2 separate regions of the Homo sapiens genome follow, and region 2 is linked to region 1. A link is a contact called in ENCODE Hi-C or POLR2A ChIA-PET data. All regions are on one chromosome and are shown on one strand. The core of a region is the stretch at or near the end of the contact, and the rest is flanking DNA. Distances in the headings are between cores, read along the strand shown.

Region 1 (6,495 bases), core at 1,199-3,698:
TATAAACACATATGTGGGGAGAAGAAAAAATTCTTTCTTACAATAAAAAGCCAATAAAGAAATGTAGAAATAATAATAACATAAAAATCATCATTGGGCAACCATCATCATAATAGAGTTAGCCAAGCATCATCAATGAATGCTAAAGCTGAGGGGTGAAAGTTTAAGGAATAGCACGATATTTACAGAGTGTCTCTCCAAAAAAGTAACTTTATGGAGTTACTGGAAAAACCTGGCAATTAGCACCTTAACCAAATGATCAACGTTAGTATCACGGCTGGGCGCAGTGGCTCATGCCTGTAATCCTAACACTTTGGGAAGCTAAAACGGGCAGATTGCCTGAGCTCAGTAGTTCAAGACCAGCCTCTCAGCAACATAGTGAAATCCCATCTCTACTCAAATACAAAAAATCAGCCAGTTGTGGTGAGAGGCACCTGTAATCCTAGCTACTCAGGTGGCTGAAGCACGAGAATTGCTTGAACCCTGGGAGGTGGAGGTTACAGTGAGCCGAGATACTAGTTACAAGATGAACTGGCATTACATGCCTCCTGATACGATGCAATGAGAAGAACACAACAGCATGTCTTTGATATTCCTGTGGAAAATACATACCCTCAATCTTACCATGAGCAAACATCAGACAAACTCAAATCAAGGGACATTCTACAAAATAATTGACCTACATTCTTCAACAGTGTCAGCGGAGGCTCACGAGGCATGGTGACTGAAGCCCCGCAGGAGGTGGGATTTGCAAAGGACATTATTGGAATGAAGGGTGAAATTTGAATAAGGTCTGTAGATGAGATAACAGTATTGGATCTGTTTTAATTTCCCAATTTTGATAATTATACTGTAGATACACAAGAGAATGTTCTTGTTTTTAGGAAATGTGTACTAAAATATTTAGGGATAAGAAAGCATCACTGTCAGCCACTCACATTAGAAAATGTGTGTGTGTGTGTGTGTGTGTGTGTGTGTATAAAGCAAATGAGATAAAATATTAATATTTGGGGATTCTGGGTGAAGAATATATAGAAATTCTTTGGATAGTCATGTCTTTTCTATAACTCTGAAATTATGCCAAAGCAAAAAGCTTAAAAAGGTTTTAAGGGGGCAAAAAGCAAAGAATTTAAGTCTTTAATTGGAAACTGATCTTTTTTTTTAGCATACATACCACTAGGAAATTTATATATTTAGTAGCTATATTATGAATAATCCTGAAATGATTACTCAGCTCCCCAGATTCCTCCATGATTAGTTTACATTTACAAATATTTTCCTGTAGTTATACTGAAAATGATTTGTTTGGTGTCCATGCACCTCTTTTACGTAGCCGTTCACTACTTCTCCTCCCGTGCCTATAGTGTGCCAGGTTCTAGCTAGGAGTGTTACATACGCTGTCTCTCATAATTCTCACAATAATGCAGAGAAGGACATGTTATTGTACCCATTTTACAGATGAAGAAAGAAGGATTAAAGATGTTAAATGACTAAATGATGTTACACAGTTAGTTAAGTGGTAGAAGCTCAGTCAGAACCCAGGTCTGTAAATACTTCCCAGCAGAATAAAGGCCAAGGAGAGCCTCACTCACGGCAGAGGGTAGAAGAGTCAAGACGAAGCAGCAGCCGGTGCCCCCTCCCGCATAACTGGGCAGGCACCCCGCCCATCACACCCTCGCAGTATCCACATGCCTCTGCCACGCTGGGCCTTCACGCCCTTGCTGGAGCTGGCCAGCGACACTCACCACAGATAAAGCACGTGGTCTTCAAGATCTCTTCCTTCTTCTGCTTCTCACTCCTCAGGTCAGCAAAAGTGTCAATGATAACCCCAAAAATCAGGTTAAGAACAATGATGATGACCATGAAGAAGAACAAGAGGTCATAAATAACTCTAGCAGCAAACAGGGGTTCCTGGAAAAGAGAGGTGTCTGGATCAGTCTGGGTCCCTTGCGACCCTTTGGTCTGCGGAGCCTGGGGCACAGCTCAAGTGAGACCTCATCTACTTGGGTAGAAATTAAATTGGGCATTCAACTTTTAAACTGAAAACTGCATCTCTTTTCATGTCCCCTGTCTCAATTGCGACTTCTCCAAGTGTGGTGTGACACAGCCAGGAGGGATATTCACTGTGCGTTCAGGTGGATCAGGCCTAACCCTGATGGAAACAGTCCCTAAGTCTACTGAACAGAGAGCCAAAGCCAACCCTTTCCACGCAGCTGACTTTGCGGCACCACCTCACGTGATAGAGAGGAAAGGAGCCTGATGAGCTAGTTCCGCAGCTACTCAGCCCTACTCCCAGCTCTTCCTCTGCGTCTTCAGTTTACACTCAACACCGCTGCATGGTGCTCCCACCAACCACCCCACCCGCCCCCTTTGCCCTTCCTTCCCCTCGGGATTAATTTACCTCTTTGGACGGCTTCCTGAGTACATCTCCTACTCCACCCCCGCTCCGCAGCCCGTGACTCAGCACAGTGACAATGCACATCAGCAGCGTCTCACATGTGTGCTCTTTATCCTGTTCCGTCTCTTCTGCAGGGACCAGCTCTGTGAACACGGCAAGTAACAACAGAGAGAAAACGTGAGGAGAAAAGAGAGACCGGGATTTTGAAATCCTGTTTCCTGAATGCCATCTCACCAGGCACACGAAAGAATAAAATTAAGGAATCAAGAGCCAAGAATTTTCTTATTTTCTTTCAAAAGCTAAAGTCGTCTGGGGCAACTGTTTTCATCGCTAACCCCCGCTAATTTCTCCAGCTATGGTAGTATTGCTCTCCCTCTGTGGGATCTAAAACATGCCCTGTCCTTTTCAGGTTTTAAACCCCAGACCCAGCCGCAAACAGTCTTTTCATGTCAGATGAGTTGCTTCGCAACTCTGAGTCACAGGCCTCTTGTCTCTCAGATGAGGGTTATGCCACAGGACACAGGTTCCTCACTGGGAATGGTGTGAGGACTATATCCAGGGATATTTCACGGCAGGGCCTCTGGATCAACTGCTTTACATTGGAGGCTGTTCATTCTCACTGGTTTATGCAGTAAGAGCCATGCCTTGCTGTGTGCCTCATTCCTTTCTCCAGCTGCAGAGGGTCTTGCTAAAACACAGATTTCATCACTCATCTTCCAACAACCCCTGACCATCCTCTGGACGAAGTTTAACCTCCTACGCCTGACATAGAAGATCCTTCATGATCTAGCCCTTTGTTTGTATCTGTGGCTTCATTTCTTGCCACTCTCCTTCCTTATAATCATTATCTCCCCAAACTTGCTGTTTTTTTCTTTTTACCTTTAAAGCCTTTAGATGTACTATTCCCTCTCCTTGGAATATCAAGAGTCTCCTTTTATAGTTTGGATATCACTTTCTTGATGATACGCTTAGCCCAGTAGTAGGCCGGGTGCCTAACTTCTGTATTCCATCCTTATTCCCAGCATTGGGCAACTCTCTAGCAATCACCATTTGGCCTGCCCGCACCCTCCACTACATTACTGTCTCTTAGAGTACACCACAGTCCCTGGCAAATGGCGGGCACTCAGTATAAATCGGCTGAATCACATCAGATCTTTTCTTCAGGTGTAACCTTCTTTTCCCTTCATCTCCCTCCTCTTTCTCAGCCTTTCCCCTTTGCTATAGCCTTACTCCTGAGCAGTAAATTTAATCTTCTTCCAACATCACCTGCATCAGCTAAGCCTCTGGAGGAGTCCGATATTAACATGGGGCTTACAGTTAGGAGGTCCTACCTTCTCTGGGTGCAGGAGAGGAGCAGTTCTCCCCACTCTCCACCCTACACACATCGGAGAACAGGAACTCGCTTGCCAAACTCTCGCCGGTTTCTGGGAGAGAGAAGGAAATTTTATGATGAACAATCTGGCAGCATATGGTTAAAATGTTTGAAGTCCCCAATTCACGGCTGATTAAACAATTCTTTACATAAATAACACCCTAGAATCTTGCATATAAATTCAAAGCAGAAATGCAATTTACACTTTCATTTGGTGATCTGGATGGGAAAAAAGCCAAAAATGTCAATTCCTGTAGGCTTACTAGAAATATCGCACTTAAATAGCACCTCTCCAACTTTAAAGACAAACAGCTGAAACTCTTAGACAGATACTACTGAACGTACAGACTCTGGCAAGATTTATACCAAGTCTGCACGAGAAGCATTAGCAGGCATTAATAGAAATCCAAGGTCCAGGCCAGTTTAGTCCACAACTCTAAGATGGCTGGCAGTAAATGTCACTTAGTGTCAACTTGGGAGGCTGGAGATACATGCCAAGAACACAGCATTTGGGAGGGAGAGCACAAAGGCTGGCTGGCTCAGTCAGCCACAACGATTCTAGTCTGTTTCTTAGACTCGGGATGAAAAACCAGTAGTATTTCACTAAGTCGGGCCAACTATTGTAACTGAGAGAAGAGGGCACTTGGGTACCATTCAAGTATTATGGTCATTTTTTTTCACTCTCAGAATTGGAAATCTCTTCTGTTCTTGCTATGTGTAAAAATAACATGAGCTCACTGTAAAACCTGCATATAGTAAAAAAGCCCCAGAGAGAGCTACTGCTAGCAGTCTGGAGGTACAGTCATCCATGTTTTAATATATGTATATGGGCTTTTTAATTTTTAAGAAAACATAAGACCAGGCATAGTGGCCCACACCTGTAATCCCAGCACTTTGGGAAGCTAAAGCTGGGGGATCGCCTGAGCCCAGGAGTTCGAGACCAGCCTGGGCAACATGGCAAGAACCTATCTCTACAAAAAATACAATTAGCCACATGCAGTGGCAGGCGCCTGCAGTTTCAGCTACTGGGGAGGCTGAGGTGGGAGGATTGCTTGAGCTCGGGAGGTTGGAGGTTGCAGTGAGGTGAAATCATACCACTGCACATCAGCCTGGGAGACAGAGTGAGATCCTGTCTCGAAAAAAAAAAAAAAAAAGACATACATGTGATCCTACTATAGTTATCCTTCTGCCATTTCCAACTACATCTTGTGGGTATTTTTCCATGGAGGTTTCTAAAGATGTACCTATGTGCAAGGCACCCCACCTCATGGATGTACCATGATCTGATGAAACACCCCCGAACATTTACACTGCTTCCAACTGTACACTGCAGCGAACGTTCTCCCATATATGTCTGTTTCTACGTGCACAGTCGGCAGCCTTTTTTTCTTTAAGTATTGATCCTAGAAGTAGATTTACTCAGTTAAAGGGATGCATACTCCAACGCTCTCAATATGTATGGTCACTGCTTTACAAAAAAGTTGCACTAGTTTAAAAGATGATGTTAGTGAATAAATAAATGTCAGATCTGGTCACCCACTCTTAGCATTTGATATGCCACATTGCCACATTCATTGTGAGAATGAAGACCTGTATTTGAAATTCACACTCTGCGTGTTAGGGAGATACAATGGGGAGATATCTGCATTACTAAAGTCGTTATTTTCTTTAGTTCAGTTATAATCAGGAAATAATCTTTTAGCATTAAAAAGATCAGAAGATCCCAAACCCACCTGGAACAGCTGTTTCATTGGGCAGCCTATCTACTTCCAAGATAAAGTCATCCTTGAAGAAAAGATAGCCCACTATTGAGAACAGGTAAACGAGGATCAGAGCCAGAACTGCTGTCAGGATGATGGACCGTCCATTGCGAGTGACACTTTTAATGACATTAAGCAAAGTCTCTTCTCTGTACACTAAATCAAAAAGCTTTGAAAACAAACAAAAAGAATTTTAAGAAGCCTTGATGTTAGATGTACATCACTATCCCATAATGCAAACTTGGTTTATAGAGAGTTTGCCCTCTTAGACACTCAAAAGCACTACATATGATCTTAACACTGAACATCTTCCCTGGCTTCACAGTGAAACGGAGATGGTAAAAATGAGGAAAAATAAACACAGAAGAGGAAGCAGGAAACAATAGCAACTTCAAGTAGTATCCAGAGCCATTTAGAGGGACTGGAAATAGAGAAAATACATGCTTGTGCCAATGAGTTTCAGAGACAAAGGGAGAGGAAAGTGATGAGGGTCTTGGCATCCATTCATTTAGAAGGTACTGAATTGAGTTTATGAAGAGCCAGCCACCCTGGTCCCTGCCCTCCTGCAGCCCAGTGTCTGGTGGGAAGGCAGACGTACTACAAGCCAGCGTCAGTGGCAAGAACTCTGGACTTAGATGTAAATTCAAATCTCAGCTCAGCTACTGTCCACCGTATGATCTCGGGCTAGGCACTTTCCTCATCCCCTCTGAGTCTCCATTTCCTCATTTGCAGACTGGAGGATGTAGAGTTGTTATGAAGAATAAGTAAACCACGTACGCACAGTGCTTAGCACACTGGCATCCATATGCTCAGTAAGTACAGTAAATAGTAATTATCATCAATTTCCTGATCAAGAGACTGGGGCAGGGTCACATAGCTGGTGTATCGCAGGGACATTAGTGACGTTAACATTGCGAGGGTAAGACCCCTGCAGGTCACAGTGCCTTCACAATCCAGGCTTGCCC
Region 2 (6,495 bases), core at 1,666-4,165, 42 kb before region 1:
CCCAGAATGCTGGGATTGTCGGCATGAACCACTGCACCTGCTTTTGCTCATTTTAAAATTATGTTATTTTTGTTTGGTTGGTTCTTTTGCTGTTGAATTATAGGAGCTCCTTATATATTTTGAATATTAACCTCTTATCAGATTTTTTGGTTTACAAATATTTTCTCCCATTCTGTAGGTTGCCTTTTCACTGTGTTGATTATTTTCCTTGGTGTACAGAGGCTTTTTAGTTTGATGCAGTACCACTTGTCTACTTTTGCATTCATTGCCTGTGTTTTTTGGTGTCATGTTCAATAAGTCATTGCCGTGACCGATGCCATGAAGGTTTCCTGTATTCTAGAAGTTTTATAGTTTCAGGTATTACATTTAGGTCTTTAATCCATTTTGAGTTGGTTTTTTCTTTTCTTTTTTTCTTTTTTCTTTTTTTTGAGACAGGGTCTCACTCTGTCATCCAGGCTAGAATACAGTGGTGCAGTCATAGCCCACGGCAACCTCAAACTCCCTTGCTCATATTTATTTTTTTTTTGTAGAGATGGAGTCTTGCTATATTGCCCAAGCTGGTGAGTTGATTTTTGTATGTAGTACAAGATAAGCGTCCAGTTTTATTCTTCTGCATGTGACTATCCACTTTTCCCAATACCATTTGTTAAAGAGACTATCCTTTCCCCATTGTTTATTCTTGTCACTCTTTTTAAATATCAGTTGACTATATGTTCAGTTGATGAAGGGATAGACATATAGGTCCATGGAACAGCACAGACTCCAGAAGTAGACCCACACAAACATGGTCAATTGATATTTTTGACTAAGGTGTCAATTAACTCATTGGAGACAGGATAGTCTTCACACAGAATGGTGCTGGAGGAATTAGGTGTCCATATTTTAAAAAAAAATAATCTTGACACATACCTTGTACCTCTATAAAAATTAAGTAAAAATGTATCATAGACCAAAATGTAAAACCTAAAACTATAACACTGCTAGAACTTCCTGGCCCGTTGTGCTGGCCACATGTGGCTATTTAAATTTAAACTAATTAAAACAAAATAAAATTAAAAAATTCAGCTCCTCAGTTGTTGCAGCAACATATCAAGTTCTCAGAAGTCACATCTGGCTAGCTATACCCAGTGTATTGGTGAGCACAGATTATAGAACATTTCTGCCATAACAGAAAGTTATATTGTACAATGCTGTTCTAGAAGAAAACAGGAGAAAATCTTTGGAATCTTAGGCAAAGATTTCTTAGGAGGCAATATGAACCACAGGAGCAAAATAATTGATAAATTGGGTTTCATCAAAATTAAATCCTTCGGTCTTCAAAAAGCTCTGCTGGCCAGGTGTGGTGGCTCATACCTGTAATCCCAGCACTTTGGGAGGCCAAGTTGGGAGGATTGTTTGAGCCCAAGAGTTTGAGATCAGTCTGGGCAACACAGGGAGACTCATCTAAAAACAAAACAAAAAACAAAAACAAACGAACAAACAAAAACAACCTTTGCTAAGAAAATGACAAGCCACAGACGAGGAAAAAAAATTGCAAAACATATATTTAGTACAGAACTGGCAACCAGAATATAAAAAGCATAAGTTTCAAAATTTAAAATTTAATAACATAATCATAGTCTGAGAAGTCCTAAACATTTTAATAACAAAAGAAAGTAAAAAGTGGGCAAAAAAATTTGTATAGACACTTCATCAAAGAAATATGGATGGCATATTATTTAATTTTTCTAATCTTTTTTCTTTTTTTGGCTCTATTACGTTAGTAACTTACAACTTTTCTAACCTTATACAGGTATGCATCCATTTTTTAAAAATCAGTAAAGGTTATCTGGTTGAGAAGTTTATGATCTACTTTTATTTTCTTTGTTCCTCACTGGATCTTTTAAAGTGCAAATCCTAGCAAATGAAACCTGAGGAAGAAAGTCTCTAATCGGGGGTGCGTGTGTGTGTGTGTGTGTGTGTGTGTCTAAAAAAGCAAACATCTTTTTATAGTTGTTTCTGGTTGTCCAAGAATAGCAATAGTGAATGTAAAAGGAAGCAACAGTCTCTTGGGCAATCATTTATAGCTTTATCAGTGTATACGATCATGTTAATGAACTGATTTGTTCAGCCTGTTTGGACCATGAGAAAATGTGACCTTCCTAATTGTATTCAAATCCGTCAGAGTTGAAAAGAAATATGTGATTTGTTTTTCTCGTCTTTAACCTGTCTAGATTTTGCCTAAGCAAATGTGGTAGGCAGAATAGCGGCCCCCTTAAAGATGTTCATGTCCTAATCCCCAAACCCTGTGAATATGTTGCCTTACATGGCAAAAGGGAGATTGCAGATGTGATTACTGATTTTGAGATGGGGAGATTTCCTGGATTATGCAGGTTGGACCAATGGAATCACAAGTGTCCTAATAAATGAAGGAGGAAGGCAGGAGAGTCAGAGTCAGAATGATGCAATGTGTAAACGGCTCAACTGGCCATTCCTCTCTTTGAAGATGGGGTCAGGCCACAAGCCAAGGAACGGAGGCAGCCTCTTGAACCTGAAAAAGGCAAGAAAATGGATTCTCCCCTAGTGCCTTCAGAAGGAACGTGGACAAGCAGAACTGTAAGATAATAAATTTGTGTTGTTTTACGCCTTTAAGTTTTTGGTAATTTGTTACAGCAACAGTGGGAAACTAGTGCAGCATACCTACAGGACTGTTCCATTTGTAAGTTCTAAAACACAGGCAACTGATTATTTTTATTTAAATCAGGAGCACAAATCATTTTAAGTTTCACTGCCAGTGCTACCTTGCTCTCTAGTGAGCAGGTTTTTGACCCTTGCCCTCCTGCCCAACTCTGTGAAATACTTAGTTGAAAAAGTGTGCACACTGAATGTGCTAAAAAGGGTAAAAGTACCGTGAGTCAACCCAAACATTAGCAGTCCTGGGTGTGTGGGCTGTGGGCCACCTGCACACCATCGCCATTGTATGTTTGCACCACCATTTGTTTATTCATTTACTAGCTGATGGACATTTGGTTTGTTTCCAGTTTGAGGTGATATCAATAAAGGTGTTTATAATTTGCATACAGGTTTTTGTATAGACATATATTTTCATTTCTTTTGGATTAATACGTGGTAGTAGGATTTCTGGATTTTTTAGTAGGTGTGTTTATTTTTTTTTAACTTCAGTTGTTTTTCAAATTGGTTGTACTGTACTCTACCCATAAGTATGAGAATTTATATTAGTCCATTCTCACACTACCATAAAAAAATGCCTGAGACTGGGTACTTTATAGAAAAAAAGGTTTAATTGGCTCACGGTTCTGCAGTCTGTACAGGAAGCATGGTGTCATCTGCTCTGCTTCTGGGCCTCGAAGCCTCAGGAAACTTAGTCATGGCGGAAGGAAAACAGCGGGCCAGCACTTCAAATGGCTGGAGTAGAAGGAAGAGAGGGTGCAGGAGGTGCTACACACTTTTAAACAACCAGATCTCATGAGAACTCACTCACTATACAGTATCAAGGAGAGATGGTGCTAAACCGTTCATGAGAACTCTGCCCCCAGGATCCAGTCACCTCCCACCAGGTCCCACCTTCAACAACAGGGATTACAGTTCTACATGAGATTTAGGTGGGGACACAGATCCAAAGCATGTCAGAGTTTCGGTTTAAAATCCTATGGAATGGTACAAAAAGAGCTATGAAAGACTTCCATCCACCCCTAAGTCCTTTGGCCCATTGTGAAATTTCTAGTATTAGCAGAAATACTAAAATTTGTTAAATCTGGTTGGGAGACTCTAACTCAAGTGATTTACATATGGTTTATGTATAGATGAACCATAATTTGTTATTCAAAATGGCCATAATTTCTTTAGGCTACTTAAATGTGCTCTGTCTCTTCAGGTGTAATGAGAACTGCCATAATACTACCTGAATTGTTGAGGGATTATCTTTTAGCATTGTTAGATAAGGGAGTTGGGTGGAGAGAGGAGTATGAAAGTATATGTGGGTCTGAATTTGCACGTTCGTAGAGACCATGCTAAATCACAGCTTTGTTATAAGAGTTGAAAGAGGGAGGAAGAGAGAGATTGGGATCCCCTGGTTAGAGGGAGCAAATTGGAGAATGTTGTGAAGCAGGGTTACCGGAGCCAGAGGCATTATGATTAATGGTTAGTTTATAGGATTGAATGGTCAGTTAGCAACAAAAAGAGTAGTGACTGCCTGATGTTCAGTTCTATATGCACCTTCTTTTTGGGCCACTGCTAGATATTCGTTCCTTAATGAAAGACTCCTCCTTGCCCTTGGCTCCAAAACAAGCAGATTAAGTGAAGTTTCAAAAATAATCTTTTTTTTACCCCTCAAAGGCATTGACCCTCTTTGTTTGGGAGGAATTGTGCTAGGTACTAACAAAACAGAAATGAACTAGTTGCAGCTTTTGCCTTTAAGAACTCTGACTTTTCTTTGCATCTCTTAGAACTCTGATACCTTACACATCTCCCCCAGGCAAGGTGGGCAGGTAGAGGTGCAGACACAGGAACATAGCTGGATGGCACCTCACATAGTGAAGCACTGGGATACTGAGGAATATACATGAGGTCAGATGATCTGGCTTTTGAATCCCAGGTCTGATGTTCTGGTTTGGTCAAATCACTTCAACTTTCTTTTTTTTTTTTTTTTTTTTTTTTTGAGATGGAGTTTTGCTCTTGTTGCCTAGGCTGGAGTGCAATGGCATGATCTTGGCTCACCGTAACCTCCGTCCCCTGGGTTCAAGCGATTCTCCTGCCTCAGCCTCACGAGTAGCTGGAATTACAGGCACATAATCCTGTAATCCTGGCTAATTTTGTATTTTTAGTAGAGACAGGGTTTCTCCATGTTGGTCAGGCTGGTCTCGAACTCCTAACCTCAGGTGATCCACCCACCTCGGCCTCCCAAAGTGCTGGGATTATAGGCGTAAGCCATTGCGCCCAGCCCAAATCACTTCAACTTTCTAAAGACATTTCTTGTTCCGTAAAATAGGGATGTATCAGAAAAAAATGCTATTTTAGCAGCCAGTTTGCCCTGCAAGTGGAAGCTAAGGATGACAGAATTATAGCCTTTTTTTTTTGGCCAAGGTAAAGGCCTAATCTAGAGAGGAATGACTGGGAACTGAGGGCTACAATTGCTCTGCATAGTAAAGAAACAAGAATTTTTGGTTTTCACTTGAGGCTGGAAGGAAGGTTTTTTTTGTTGTTGTTGGTTTGTTTTGCTTTTGTTTGTTTAGGCAAGTGGGAAAGAAAAAGTAGATGCCTGCCTGCCAACAGGCTGAGAAGAGAAGTTGCTCCTCCCATGAGTGAAAAGGAAGGGGGAGGGAGCTTTGATGACTGATTCTCAATTTTTAATTGTTTCCTATTCCTTATTGTAATCTTCTTCCACTAAAGATCTGCTCTTCACAAAGCCCAGATGATAGTGGTGCTTTGGGGACAGGTAGGAGAGAGAGCTGTGTCCACACCAGTGAAATAAAGAGAGGGGAGATGATGAGAAGGAACAGATAATTGGGTTGGAATCAGGATTTGGGATGAAACAGTGACAAGGGATCATGAAGAAGGTGTAAACACCCTCCTTAGAATGGTTACTTGCTGAACTTGGGTCTGCCCACCCAGAGCAGCAAAGCCACACACTGACATCGGGATTGCAGGGAGAGAAAGTGGGGCATTTGTTGCAGGGCACCAGGCAAGGAGGATCAGGGAGGTCATGCTTAAGACCTGAACTCCCAGATGGCTTACACAGGTAAGGCTTTTTAAAGGCAGCGTGGCAGAGGTTACAGGCAAAGTCATAAATCAATACATGAGGCTACATATTGGTTTAACCTAAAAAGGTGGGATATCTCAAAGTGGAGTAGGAGTGGAAGGGTACAGCCCATAGATCATAGGTGGATTCAGAGATATTTTCTAATGTGCAATTGTTTAAGGAGGTGAAGCTTTGTAGAAAAATTTGAGGTCAGCAGAAAAGAATGTTAGCTCTGGCCTGTGGGCAATAACTTCCTCCAGGCCCTTCAAGAAGAAATTTAGAACAAAGAACAGTGGTCAGAGTTCCATCCTCCGTTCCCCCTTATCTGAGATTTGCCTGCCAGCTGACAGCATTTTTCCTTTGGTAGTGGTCTGGGTTTTTAAAAAACAACTCAAGGACATACGTTAAGATACTATCTATAGTTTCTTTAGGGAACCAAACATCTCATGACTTCCTTGGCTATTGTTTTAGGCTACTATTACCTTATTTTATTTTATTTTATTTTATTATTTTATTTTATTTTATTTTATTTATTTTATTTTATGTTATTTTATTTTAGAGACAGTGTCTCACTCTATTGCCCAGGTTGGAGTGCAGTGGTGTGATCTTGGCTCACTGCAGCCTTGACCTCCCTGGGATCAGGAGATCCTCCTACTTCAGCCTCCTGAATAGCTGGGACTATGGGTGTGTGCCACCACGCCTGGCTAATTTTTGTATTTTTTGTAGAGATGGGGTTTTGCCATGTTGCCCAGGCTGGT

Evidence for each region. Hi-C counts contacts between places; a loop is a spot of excess contacts on that map. ChIA-PET counts read pairs that join two places held with the same protein, here RNA polymerase II (POLR2A). Pooled maps may share reads with other maps.
Region 2: a loop to region 1 is called in a map of endothelial cell of umbilical vein, with 4 times the contacts of the local background. The contact joins two enhancer-like sites. A Hi-C loop is called at or near these places in 42 of 168 maps with a recorded cell type or tissue (CD14-positive monocyte, CD4-positive, alpha-beta T cell, CD4-positive, alpha-beta memory T cell and 22 more), 2 of 37 single-sample maps with no recorded cell type and 34 of 50 pooled maps. POLR2A ChIA-PET finds 5 or more read pairs at or near these places in 22 of 52 experiments (A549, A673, CD4-positive, alpha-beta T cell and 15 more).

The regions. Positions count from the first base shown.
Region 1 is chr3:4,810,469-4,816,963 of GRCh38, reverse strand. ITPR1 (inositol 1,4,5-trisphosphate receptor type 1) reads right to left here. Exons shown (of 62, transcript NM_001378452.1): 56 at 5,504-5,699; 57 at 3,730-3,822; 58 at 2,402-2,541; 59 at 1,746-1,911. LOC124906209 (a long non-coding RNA gene) reads left to right here. Exons shown (of 5, transcript XR_007095795.1): 5 at 2,533-2,672. Among named protein-coding and RNA genes, the nearest start is that of EGOT, 62 kb to the right of the region's middle. RefSeq lists an enhancer at 1,690-2,889. Within about 2 kb of position 2,448, at least 10 of the 41 ENCODE cell types and tissues checked have a DNase peak (open chromatin) inside an H3K27ac peak, as active enhancers do; they include endothelial cell of umbilical vein, where a contact is called at or near this core.
Region 2 is chr3:4,852,736-4,859,230 of GRCh38, reverse strand. All of the region lies in intron 2 of LOC124906209 (a long non-coding RNA gene), which reads left to right. Among named protein-coding and RNA genes, the nearest start is that of EGOT, 100 kb to the right of the region's middle. Within about 2 kb of position 2,915, at least 3 of the 41 ENCODE cell types and tissues checked have a DNase peak (open chromatin) inside an H3K27ac peak, as active enhancers do; they include endothelial cell of umbilical vein, where a contact is called at or near this core.